Regions from separate parts of the Homo sapiens genome. Here all the other regions are linked to region 3. The links are chromatin contacts, found by Hi-C or POLR2A ChIA-PET in ENCODE. All regions are on one chromosome and are shown on one strand. The core of a region is the stretch at or near the end of the contact, and the rest is flanking DNA. Distances in the headings are between cores, read along the strand shown. Region 1 overlaps ARFGEF2 (ARF guanine nucleotide exchange factor 2). Region 2 overlaps ARFGEF2 (ARF guanine nucleotide exchange factor 2). Region 3 overlaps PREX1 (phosphatidylinositol-3,4,5-trisphosphate dependent Rac exchange factor 1).

Evidence for each region. A loop is a pair of places that touch in the nucleus more often than their neighbours do. ChIA-PET counts read pairs that join two places held with the same protein, here RNA polymerase II (POLR2A). Pooled maps may share reads with other maps.
Region 1: a pooled map shows a loop between it and region 3 (4-fold over the local background). The contact joins two enhancer-like sites. A Hi-C loop is called at or near these places in 1 of 37 single-sample maps with no recorded cell type and 4 of 50 pooled maps. POLR2A ChIA-PET finds 5 or more read pairs at or near these places in 3 of 52 experiments (MCF 10A, activated B cell and activated CD4-positive, alpha-beta T cell).
Region 2: a loop to region 3 is called in a map of endothelial cell of umbilical vein, with 10 times the contacts of the local background. The contact joins two enhancer-like sites. A Hi-C loop is called at or near these places in 2 of 168 maps with a recorded cell type or tissue (PC-9 and endothelial cell of umbilical vein) and 6 of 50 pooled maps. POLR2A ChIA-PET finds 5 or more read pairs at or near these places in 1 of 52 experiments (Panc1).

What each region holds. Positions count from the first base shown.
Region 1 is chr20:48,948,110-48,951,252 of GRCh38, forward strand. The region is part of intron 3 of ARFGEF2 (ARF guanine nucleotide exchange factor 2); the gene reads left to right. Among named protein-coding and RNA genes, the nearest start is that of ARFGEF2, 28 kb to the left of the region's middle. Within about 2 kb of position 1,367, at least 3 of the 41 ENCODE cell types and tissues checked have a DNase peak (open chromatin) inside an H3K27ac peak, as active enhancers do.
Region 2 is chr20:48,981,813-48,984,905 of GRCh38, forward strand. It overlaps ARFGEF2 (ARF guanine nucleotide exchange factor 2), which reads left to right. Exons shown (of 39, transcript NM_006420.3): 15 at 2,917-3,028. Among named protein-coding and RNA genes, the nearest start is that of ARFGEF2, 62 kb to the left of the region's middle. Within about 2 kb of position 1,844, at least 10 of the 41 ENCODE cell types and tissues checked have a DNase peak (open chromatin) inside an H3K27ac peak, as active enhancers do.
Region 3 is chr20:48,656,031-48,659,615 of GRCh38, forward strand. PREX1 (phosphatidylinositol-3,4,5-trisphosphate dependent Rac exchange factor 1) reads right to left here. Exons shown (of 40, transcript NM_020820.4): 17 at 2,106-2,198; 18 at 1,010-1,158. Among named protein-coding and RNA genes, the nearest start is that of PREX1, 170 kb to the right of the region's middle. Within about 2 kb of position 1,886, at least 3 of the 41 ENCODE cell types and tissues checked have a DNase peak (open chromatin) inside an H3K27ac peak, as active enhancers do.

The DNA of each region.
Region 1 (3,143 bases), core at 117-2,616, 290 kb after region 3:
TGACTACAGTCTCTGTTAAAAGGTTTTTAGAACTTTACAGATAAAATGAAGTTCCTTGGGCCACCAGCCCCAAACCCAATTGCCTGTTTAGGTGTATACTTTTCTTTCCTCTCTTTTTTTTTCAATAAGTGATATCACTTGTACAAGTTTCTCTGCAGCTTTTTACATTCAACACCGTTATCAGGCTCTAGCTATATCTCTCCATGTGGATCTAGTGCATTCTTTTGACTGGCATATGACGTGTCATGCCACCATTCCATCTCTCGCTCCCCTGTACAGAGGCACACACAGGGTTATAGTGAACATCTCTGTGCAAGCCTCCTTGGAGACATGCCTCAGTTTCTCTGGTCAGAGGTGACTCTTTGGATTCCTATCACTGAGGCAAAGTAAATAGAACCAACTTCAGAAGAGACCAGTGAGGTAGAAGACTTAATTTGTACCAAATATATTCATTCATGTGGGTGGGATAACTTGTAATACAGCTTACTTACCCTAACCTCTGTTTATTACAGTACAGAGGTACAGTATGTCCTATTCTGTACCAAGAAACCAACCGCATAGCATTTTCCTTCATGCAGTGAGTCCTATAAAGGCCTGTTATAGTGTATTATATTGTCATCATCTTCCCCTCCATGGCAGAATGTCCCTGTGCAAGCCCTGACTCATGTGTCAGTGGGCCAGCTGCCTAGAGGCCTCCCTCCCTGTCCGTCTTCCCGCCGCTCATTGCGTTAGCAAGGAACAAGGTGGGGACATCTACCTGGGGGATAGTGGGAGATAGGGGGCAGTATCTACAAGTCACACACAGCCCTGTAGGTCCCAGTTAGGACTTTGAGCTTTGGTGCACCTCCCTGGAGAATATAGACTCTATAAGAAAAATAATTACGTTTGTCTTACTATTGTATCCCCAGTGCCCAGAACAGGGTCTGTCACAAAGAAGGATGAGAAAGCAGAACCAGAAAGATCCACAGGATACAGGAACTCTCCTTTCTCCTGGCCTTGTCTCACTGCACAGATGAGGGGGGAAGTCATGCTTAAAACCCTTTCTGATTTGAAGAGTAATGTGCCCCTTAAGGAGTCTGGAGAGGGGAGGATACTTTCTGTCCTTTTCATACTTTAGTTAAAGTGCGAAAGTCGTAATCCATGTCCAGCCTGCTTTGTGGCATCAGTATTGCAGCCTACTTTTCAGCATTCACATTTGAGGAGTTCCTAGACCACCCCACTTGCAATCCAGTGCACAAAACAGACTTGAGTCTGTTAGATGTAAGAACAAGCAATGTCAAAACCAGAGCTCATTTTCCAGGTAGACAGCCCTGCCCTCCTAGGAAGCCTGCACCTGCAGCAGCAATGTGAGGGGTGAGGTAAAGGGCATCTGGACTTGCCCTTCACAGGCCACACCCCTCACCTGGAGATTTGGGGGTTGGACTTGAGCAGCAGAGTGTACGCAGGCCTCTCTCCTGCTCCTTCAGTTACTCCATCCAGTAGTATTGCATTTCTACTCTCAGCCACTCTCTCAATCCATTTTTCTTTCTGCTTGTTGAGTGGTGACACTTCACTAGCTAAGGAAGGGGAAAAGCCATTGAGAAACGGTGTCGGACCTTTGCAGAGCGGCCAGTCTTCCTCCCACAGTGGTGGCTGCTCTATAGATAACCTCAGGAACCTGAGTCCCCCTGGTGGGGGCAGAAGCATGTGACCAGTAGAAGCCAAAAAGGGGAAAGAACAGAACAGCAGTTTTAGGAGTCTTCACCAAGTCACTGGAGGCAGAGAATGCCTTAGAGTTCACATGTATATGTGCCAGATGAGTGATTCTTTTATCTGATCAACCATCAATATAACGTGGATAGCTTGGAGAAAAACACTGATTCCTGGGCTCCACCTGGAAGTTCTGCTTCAGTAGGTCTGGGTCGGAGTCCAGGAACCTGTGTTTTTAGTGAGCTCCCTCAGGTGATTATGTTTCTCAGCCAGGCTTAGAAATCATCCTGCTGCTGACCTTTGAGGTTCCTTCCAGCTCTGTCCTCCATGCTGACATCCCGGTTGTGTGTGAGGTGGCACAGACCAATTTGTAACCTCTCAGAGAGGGCACGTTCCAAGCAGCTGCTCGTGGGTGACACACACTACTATTGATGTAGGTGTGAAATGCAGATGAAGTTTTTACATTAATTTTTGGGGTAGAAAATACACTGACAGGATTCAACGTTGAAAAAAATGAAAAGATGTACTACAGAGTGTCTTAGTCCCACCCCAGCTCACAGCTACTTAGTTCTCCTCCCTCAAGCAACCATGTTATTAGTTTCTTAGGTATCTTTCCATTGAAAGAAAATACATATTCATATATATATATAATTTTAACAGCTTTTTGAGATAAAATTAACATGCATACAATTCATCCATTTAAAGTGTAATTCAAGCCAGGCGCGGTGGCTCACATCTGTAATTCCAACACTTTGAGATTACAGGCAGGAGGATCGCTTGAGCCCAAGAGTTTGGGACCAATCTGAGCAATATAGCAAGACCCCATCTCTACAAAGAATAAAGAAAAATTAGACTAGCTTGGTGGCATGTGCCTGTGGTCCCAGCTACTCAAGAGGCTGAGGTAGGAGGATTGCTTGAGCCTGGGAGGTGGAGGCATCAGTGAGCCATGACCGTACCACTTCATTCCAGCCTAGGTAACAGAATAAGACCCTGTCTAAAAAAAAAAAAAAAAAATATATATATATATATATATATATATATATATATATGTATGTATATACATGCACACACACACACACACACAAAATTTTGTGATTTTTAGTTTATTGACAGAGTTGTGCAACCATTACCACAACCTAACTTTAGACCATTTTTATGTTATCATTGACGATCACTCCCTATGTCTCCCTACGCCGCCCCCCTAACTCTAGACAACCACTAATCTCTCTGTCTTGAGTATGTGTAGCTATTAATTCCTCAGGCTTGCAGAGATGGTTGCGTACTGGGGAGTGCTCTATACCTTGCATTTTTCATCGGATACTGTATCACCATTCCAGGCATCTTTTGCTGTCAGGCGACAGGACGAAGGTTGCAGTCACAGAGTGGTTATGCCTGCCTGGCTCCTGGGGAGCAGAGGACTCTGTAGGAACTGGAAGTGCCTGTCTTTTGCTCTT
Region 2 (3,093 bases), core at 594-3,093, 330 kb after region 3:
CCATGGTTTTCAGCTCCACCAGGTCATTTAAGGTCTTCTCTACACTGTTTATTCTAGTTAGCCATTCGTCTAATCTTTTTTCAAGGTTCTTAGCTTCCTTGCGATGGGTTCGAACATCCTCCTTTAGCTTGGAGAAGTTTGTTATTAGTGACTTTCTGAAGCCTACTTCTGTCAGCTTGTCAAAGTCATTTCCATCCATCTTTGTTCTGTTGCTGGGGAGGAGCTGCAATCCTTTGGAGGAAAAGAGGTGCTCTGGTTTTTAGAATTTTCAGCTTTTCTGCTCTGGTGTCTCCCCATCTTTGTGGTTTTATCTATCTTTGGTCTTTGATGCTGGTGACCTACAGATGGGGTTTTGGTGTGGATGTCATTTTATTTGTTGATGTTGCTATTCCTTTCTGTTTGTAGCTTTCCTTCTAACAGTCAGGTCCCTCAGCTGCAGGTCTGTGGGAGTTTGCTGGAGGTCCACTCCAGACCCTGTTTGCCTGGGTATCACCAGCAGAGGCTGCAGAACAGCAAATATTGCAGAACAGCAAATATTGCTGCCTGATCCTTCCTCTGGAAGCATCGTCCCAGAGGGGCACCCGCCTGTATGAGGTGTCAGTCGGCCCTTTCTGGGAGGTGTCTCCCAGTTAGGCTACATGGGGGTCAGGGTCCCACTTGAGGAGGCAGGCTGTTCTCAGAGCTCAAACACCATGCTGGGAGAACCACTGCTGAGAGCTGTCAGACAGGGATGTTTAAGTCTGCAGAAGTTTCTGCTGCCTTTTGTTCAGCTATGCCCTGCCCCCAGAGGTAGGGTCTATAGAGGCAGCAGCCCTTGCAGAGCTGTGGTGGGCTCTGCCCAGTTCGAGCTTCACCAGCACTTTGTTTACCTACTCAAGCCTCAGCAATGGCAGACACCCCTCCCCCTGCCAGGCTGCTGCCTCACAGGTCAATCTCAGACTGCTGAGCCAGCAGTGAGCAAGGCTCCGTGGGCGTGGGACCTGCTGAGCCAGGCACAGGATATAATCTCCTGGTGTGCCATTTGCTAAGACCATTGGAGAAGTGCAGTATTTGGGCAGGAGTGTCCCGATTTTCCAGGTACAGTCTGTCATGGCTTCCCTTGGCTAGGAATGGAAAATCCTCCGACCCCTTACGCTTCCCGGGTAAAGCGATGCCCCGCCCTGCTTCAGCTCACCCTACGTGGGCTGCACCCACTGTCCAACCAGTCCCAGTGAGATGAACCAGGTACCTCAGTTGGAAATGCAGAAATCACCGTCTTCTGCGTCGATCACACTGGGAGCTGCAGACCGGAGCTGTTCCTATTTGGCCATCTTGGGACGGAATCTTACTTGTTTTATTTACGTATATATTTTTCTGAACCATTTTGAAAGTAATTGGTAGCCATCATGAGACCTTAACTGAATCTCTTTGAAAAATAAAGGACATTCTCCCATATAACCACAGCACCATCATCACAATCATTGGCAAATCTTTATGTTTCTTTCCAGTCTTTTACACACATCAACACATACACAATCATATATTCCAACTTGTAAATGATTAGTTAACTTAGTAAGTTCAACTTAAGAGTTGAAATTACAGTACTCACTTATTAACTGACATGTTTGATCTTCTCATTTCTACTGCCGCCACTCCACCTCCCTCTAGTGTATTCTGCCCACAGCAGCTAAAGTAATCTTTTTAAAACATAAATCAAGTCTTATCACTCTCCTGCCTAAATCATTCCAGGTTTCCTGTTCTGCACCATGGCCTGACCCAGCCCCTGGCCTCCCTTGCTGATCTCATCTCCTGCCAATTCCCCTGAGTCACACAATGTATTTTCAGTCCCTTGAACACCTTCAGCTCTTTTTACCATGGTGCCTTGTGCTTGAAATTCTCTTGGCTTTTTTCCATCCCTCAGACTTGGTAAAACATCTCTTACTCAAAGAGGCCTTCAGCAACTGCACTATCTAAACAGGTCCCAAGTTAAGTTCTGCCCTTGCCCCTATTTGTATCTTTCATGACGCTTGCCAGTTTGTGCTTACTCATGAATATCACCCTCCAGCTCAGGCCTGGTAAATAATAAGTTGAGTCTATACATTGGTTAGCTTTGCCTTCCTTTAGCAGGAAATAAAAAATGGGCTGGGCATGGTGGCTCATGCCCGTTATCCCAGCACGTTGGGAGGCTAAGGTGGGAGGATCACTTGGAGTTCCAGACCAGCCTGGTCAACACAGTGAGACCCTGTCTCTTAAAAAAAAAAAAAAGTAGAGAAAGAAAAAAATAAATACAAAATAACATGCTTAACTATGTATTTCTCTCTCAAGGAAATCCAAAAGTGGACAGTCTAAGGCTGCTACGGTGGCCCTTAAGGACATCAGAGATCCAGGCTCCTTTTATCTGTCTGCTTCACCATACTTAGCCAGAGAGGGTGGCCTCATGGTATAAGATGACTGCTGGAGTACCAGCCATCCCACAAACATTCTGGAGAGGAGGAGGGAAAGAACAAAAAGAGAAAAAAGCAGACTTCCCACCTGAGTCAGCTTTGTTTAAGGGTCCTTCCTAGAAGTACCCACACCACTTCTGCTCATATCTCACTGGCTAGAAGTTTATCACATGGCCATCCTTTATTTAAGGGAGGCAGGGAAATGTTCTTTTTATTCCACATGGCAGTGTGTCCAGCTAACACGTAGGGTTCTATTAGTGTTGGAGAAGGGGAGAGTGGATATGAGGTGACAATCAGCAGACTCTGACCAGGTATAGCTGGGTCAGAAATTGAAGGTGGAATTTAGAAAAGCTGCCAGGACAGACATGACCTTGCTAGCTTATACGTGATGGCATGTTCATAGTATTCTATTATTATTTATCTCAAATACCAGCTTTTGCTATCCTCCAGATTTTGAAATAAGCAACTTGTGTCCCATCTCTGCTTGAAACAGGTTCAACAAGAAACCCAAGAGGGGGATCCAGTTTCTCCAGGAGCAGGGCATGCTGGGAACGTCAGTTGAAGACATAGCCCAATTCCTGCACCAGGAGGAGCGCCTGGATTCCGTAAGGCTTGGGGGTGTAGCACTTGCATGTGAGTTCTGTCAGGTGATTGTGAGCCCTTACCAGTT
Region 3 (3,585 bases), core at 636-3,135:
CAGACACATTCCACCTTGGTGCTTTCTGCCACTTCCACATACCAACCCATCGATCAACCACATTTTCCCTAAGTCAGCTCGCCTTTTTACTGAAATAATCATATTTAAAACTTTCCACCCCTCCTGTCAAGAGAAGATCTGTGTTAAATAAAAGGGAAAAGTGAAAAACCAGATGCATAATTTTTCAAAGACAAAATGCTTTGCTCCCCGGTACCTACCCCTAGCACGGGTCTGCTCCTCCCACCCCTGCTCTCGCACTCTGCTGAGCCACCACCTCCTCAGCTCCCCCGAGAGCCACCTTTGCCCCTGACAATCTGAGCTCCACTTGCAGCCACAGGACTTCGATCAGAAGCTTCCAGTGGCTCCCCATGGGTCCTTGCCAGGGGCCTCCAGGGCTGGACCCCGTTACCCTACAGACCTCACTACCCAGCCCTCCCTCTCACTCACTGCTCCAGCCCCATCAGCTTCCTTCTGCTCTTCCAATGCGCCAGACACGGTCCCACTTCAGGGCCTCTGCCCTAGCTGCTTCCCCTGCCTGGAGCCCTCTTCCTCCAGAAATCCCCTTGACTCCCCCCTCATCTGCTTCGGGTCTTCACCCCGACTCGCAGTGACGTCTCCCTGACAGCCATCCCTCTGCACACTCTGGCCCCTTTCCCGGGTTTATAGAAACTTATCTGTGCCACGCTCACCAGCACAGGCTCAGTGTCTTACTTCTGTATCTGCACATTGTCTGTCTCCTGCCTCCTCCCCCAACTAGATCTGAGATCTATGAATGGCAGGAACCGCATGCATCCCCACGTGGCTGGATTCCCAGGGCCCAAACTGCCACCAAGCACAGAGTGGCACTCTGTAAACATCTGCCGAATTAATGAAGGTCCAGCTTGTGTTGTGTGACTCCAACAATGGGTCCCAGCCACGGGGGACCAGGACAGTTCATGCCACCCCAGCCCTCAGCCACCACTCAGCCTGAGAGGGAGGGCTGCCGGACACCCCGCCCTGGGACACTCACTCTTTGGCCTTCGTGGCCACCAGGAGGCGCAGAGGGCGGCGGGAGCAGAAGGACTGGTTGAGGATGGACTCCACCTCTGAAAACGGCCGCAGGAACACCAGGTCCTCATTGATGGAGTAGATCTTCCTCCCCACCTGCAGGCCAGCCACCTGGGTAGGGACGGCAGAGGACAGACGTGCACACCAGTTACTAAGCTCCTTCCCTCCTCACCAAGGAAGCTCAAATGTGTTCAGCAGAAGGGTGCTGGCCCAAGGGATCCAGCAGGACTGGGTGACTGCGTGCTGTCTGTGGTAAGCAGTTGAGGGGCACAAGGGACCTGGTTCTGCCTCATGAGCCACAAAGGGAAGCTCATGGGAGGGCAGCTGGGAAAGGTATTCCTCCTGAGGGGAAACTCTGCTGGGGCCTGACCCTGTTGTGTGGGGACACGAGGGTCACACCGGGGTGGCCATCTTATGTCTGTTAGGGCCTGGCGAAGAAAGATGAAGACCTGCTGACCCGAACCAAGATTCACAACTGCCTCCTTCCAACCGCTCACATCACTGGCAAGGTCAACCTAGCCGCTCCGGCCATGGGTATGTCGCTCCTTGCAGCCCAAAGCATTCCTAATTGCCACAGGGGCAAGCTGGGCTCCAGCCAGCACGGCAGGTGCATCTCCCCCACCCACCTGCACACGCCCCAGGCAAAGCCGGAAGGCCCCAGGGCTGAATCCTCGGCCAGCCACACCCTCACTCTCCTAACCTATCCTCCTGTAGGCTTTGCATCAGACAGCAATGAGCTTATCTTATTCAAGCCACTGTGACTGGTTGCAGAAAACTGAGACACCTGCTTTTTTCCTGTACCTCCCCACAATGTCCAGCAGAGGGCAGTGGTGGAACACACCAGGAGCACAGCCCCGGGACTCTGCACTCACTCCCAGCTACTGTAGCCACTGCAGACAGTGGGTCCTGGACTCAGTTTCTCCACGTGAGCAATGAGAGAAGAGGAGTCAGCGATCATTCCAGAATCTCCTGGGCTGGGCTGCCTCAAGGAGGGTGAAGAGAGACACCCCGCTCTGCCACCTGCACACGGTCCCTGCCAGCTCCCCCGAGGGCCTCACCTCAGCCAGCGAGCCCCTCTGGACGGACTTCACCACCACAGCCTTGTTCTTCTCCTCGATGTCAAAGCCATAGTCCTCCTCCTGGGGCAGGATCTGGGGGCCCAGGGCAGAAGGAACCCGGTCAGGGAGCGAGGTGGGCCTACGGCCAGCCCCACCGTGGCCCCCACAGGACCATGACCTCGTCCCAGGTCTAGTAGGGAAGTGGCCAGATCCAGGTGGGCGAGACAGAGCAAAACGCAAACAGCACCTGGCAGAGCCAGTGCTCACTCTGTGCCTGCCACTGGCTTAACGAATCACACGGATCCAAAGGTGTCCAGCCACCAAGAATGTGGAGTCAGGGAGTTTAGGGAGGAGCGGTCCCACCCCAGGGCAGGATGGCAGGCATGCTAGAAACAGGTCTGGGGGTTCCCCAGTGCGGGGGATACAGGGAAAGGCACTCATTCAGTCAACAGACATTGATTGAGATGCTGCCCATCACACGGGCCAGGCAGTTCTCATGGGTGCTGGAGACACCATCTAGAACAAGACAAACAAGCCCAGCCCTGCTTAGTGCGGGAGGCCAACTATAAACAAATAAACAAAAGAAATACAGGATGTGATGCAGGGAGTGTACGTAGTTGGAATTAAAGCACTTAATGGGATAGGGCACGGCAAGGGGGCAGAGAAGGTGCTATCGGAGCTGAGGCCTGAACGAAATGAAAAACAAAACTTCATAAAGAGTGGAGGAACATGCTCCAGGCAGCAGACACAGCACGTACAAAGGTCCTGAGGGAGGCCCCAAGGCACTGGAGGATAAGAAAAGAGATCAGGAGGTCAGGCGCAATGGCTCACGCTTGTAATCCCAGCACTTTGGGAGGCCGAGACGGGTTGATCGCTTGATCCCAGGAGTTCAAGACCAGCCTGGGCAACATAGCAAAACCCTGTCTTTATAAAAAATACAAAAATTAGCTGGGTGTGGTGGCGCAGGTCTGTTGTCCTAGCCACTGGGGAGGCAGAGGAGAGGAGAGAGGAGAGAGGGGAGGGGAGAAAGGGGAAGGGAGGGGAGAGAGGGGAATGGAGGGGAGGGGAGGGAAGAAAGAAAGGGGAGGAGAGAAAGAAAAGGAAGGAAGGAAGGAAGGAAGGAAGGACGGGCACGAGAGAGAGAGAGAAAGAAGAAAAGAAAACAAGAAAAGAGAAAAGAAAGAAGAGAGAGGAAGGAAGGAGGAAGGGAGGGAAAGAGGAAAGAGAGAAGGGGAGGGGAGGGGAGTGAGAGGTTTAATTTTATCCTAAGTGTGACGGGAAGCATTGGGGGACTTTACAGTGAGGGGCATGAAATCAGAGGGAACAGCAGTCCCTGCAGTACTATGGGAGAGAAGTTAATGGAGCCGTCTTCATATGAGTCAGGCTTCAGCTCCAACCCTGGCAGTGACCAGAAACCTAACCTCTGAGCCTCTGTCTTGACTGCCTGCTGCAGGCCACGCGTTAAGATGGGGGCTGCTGT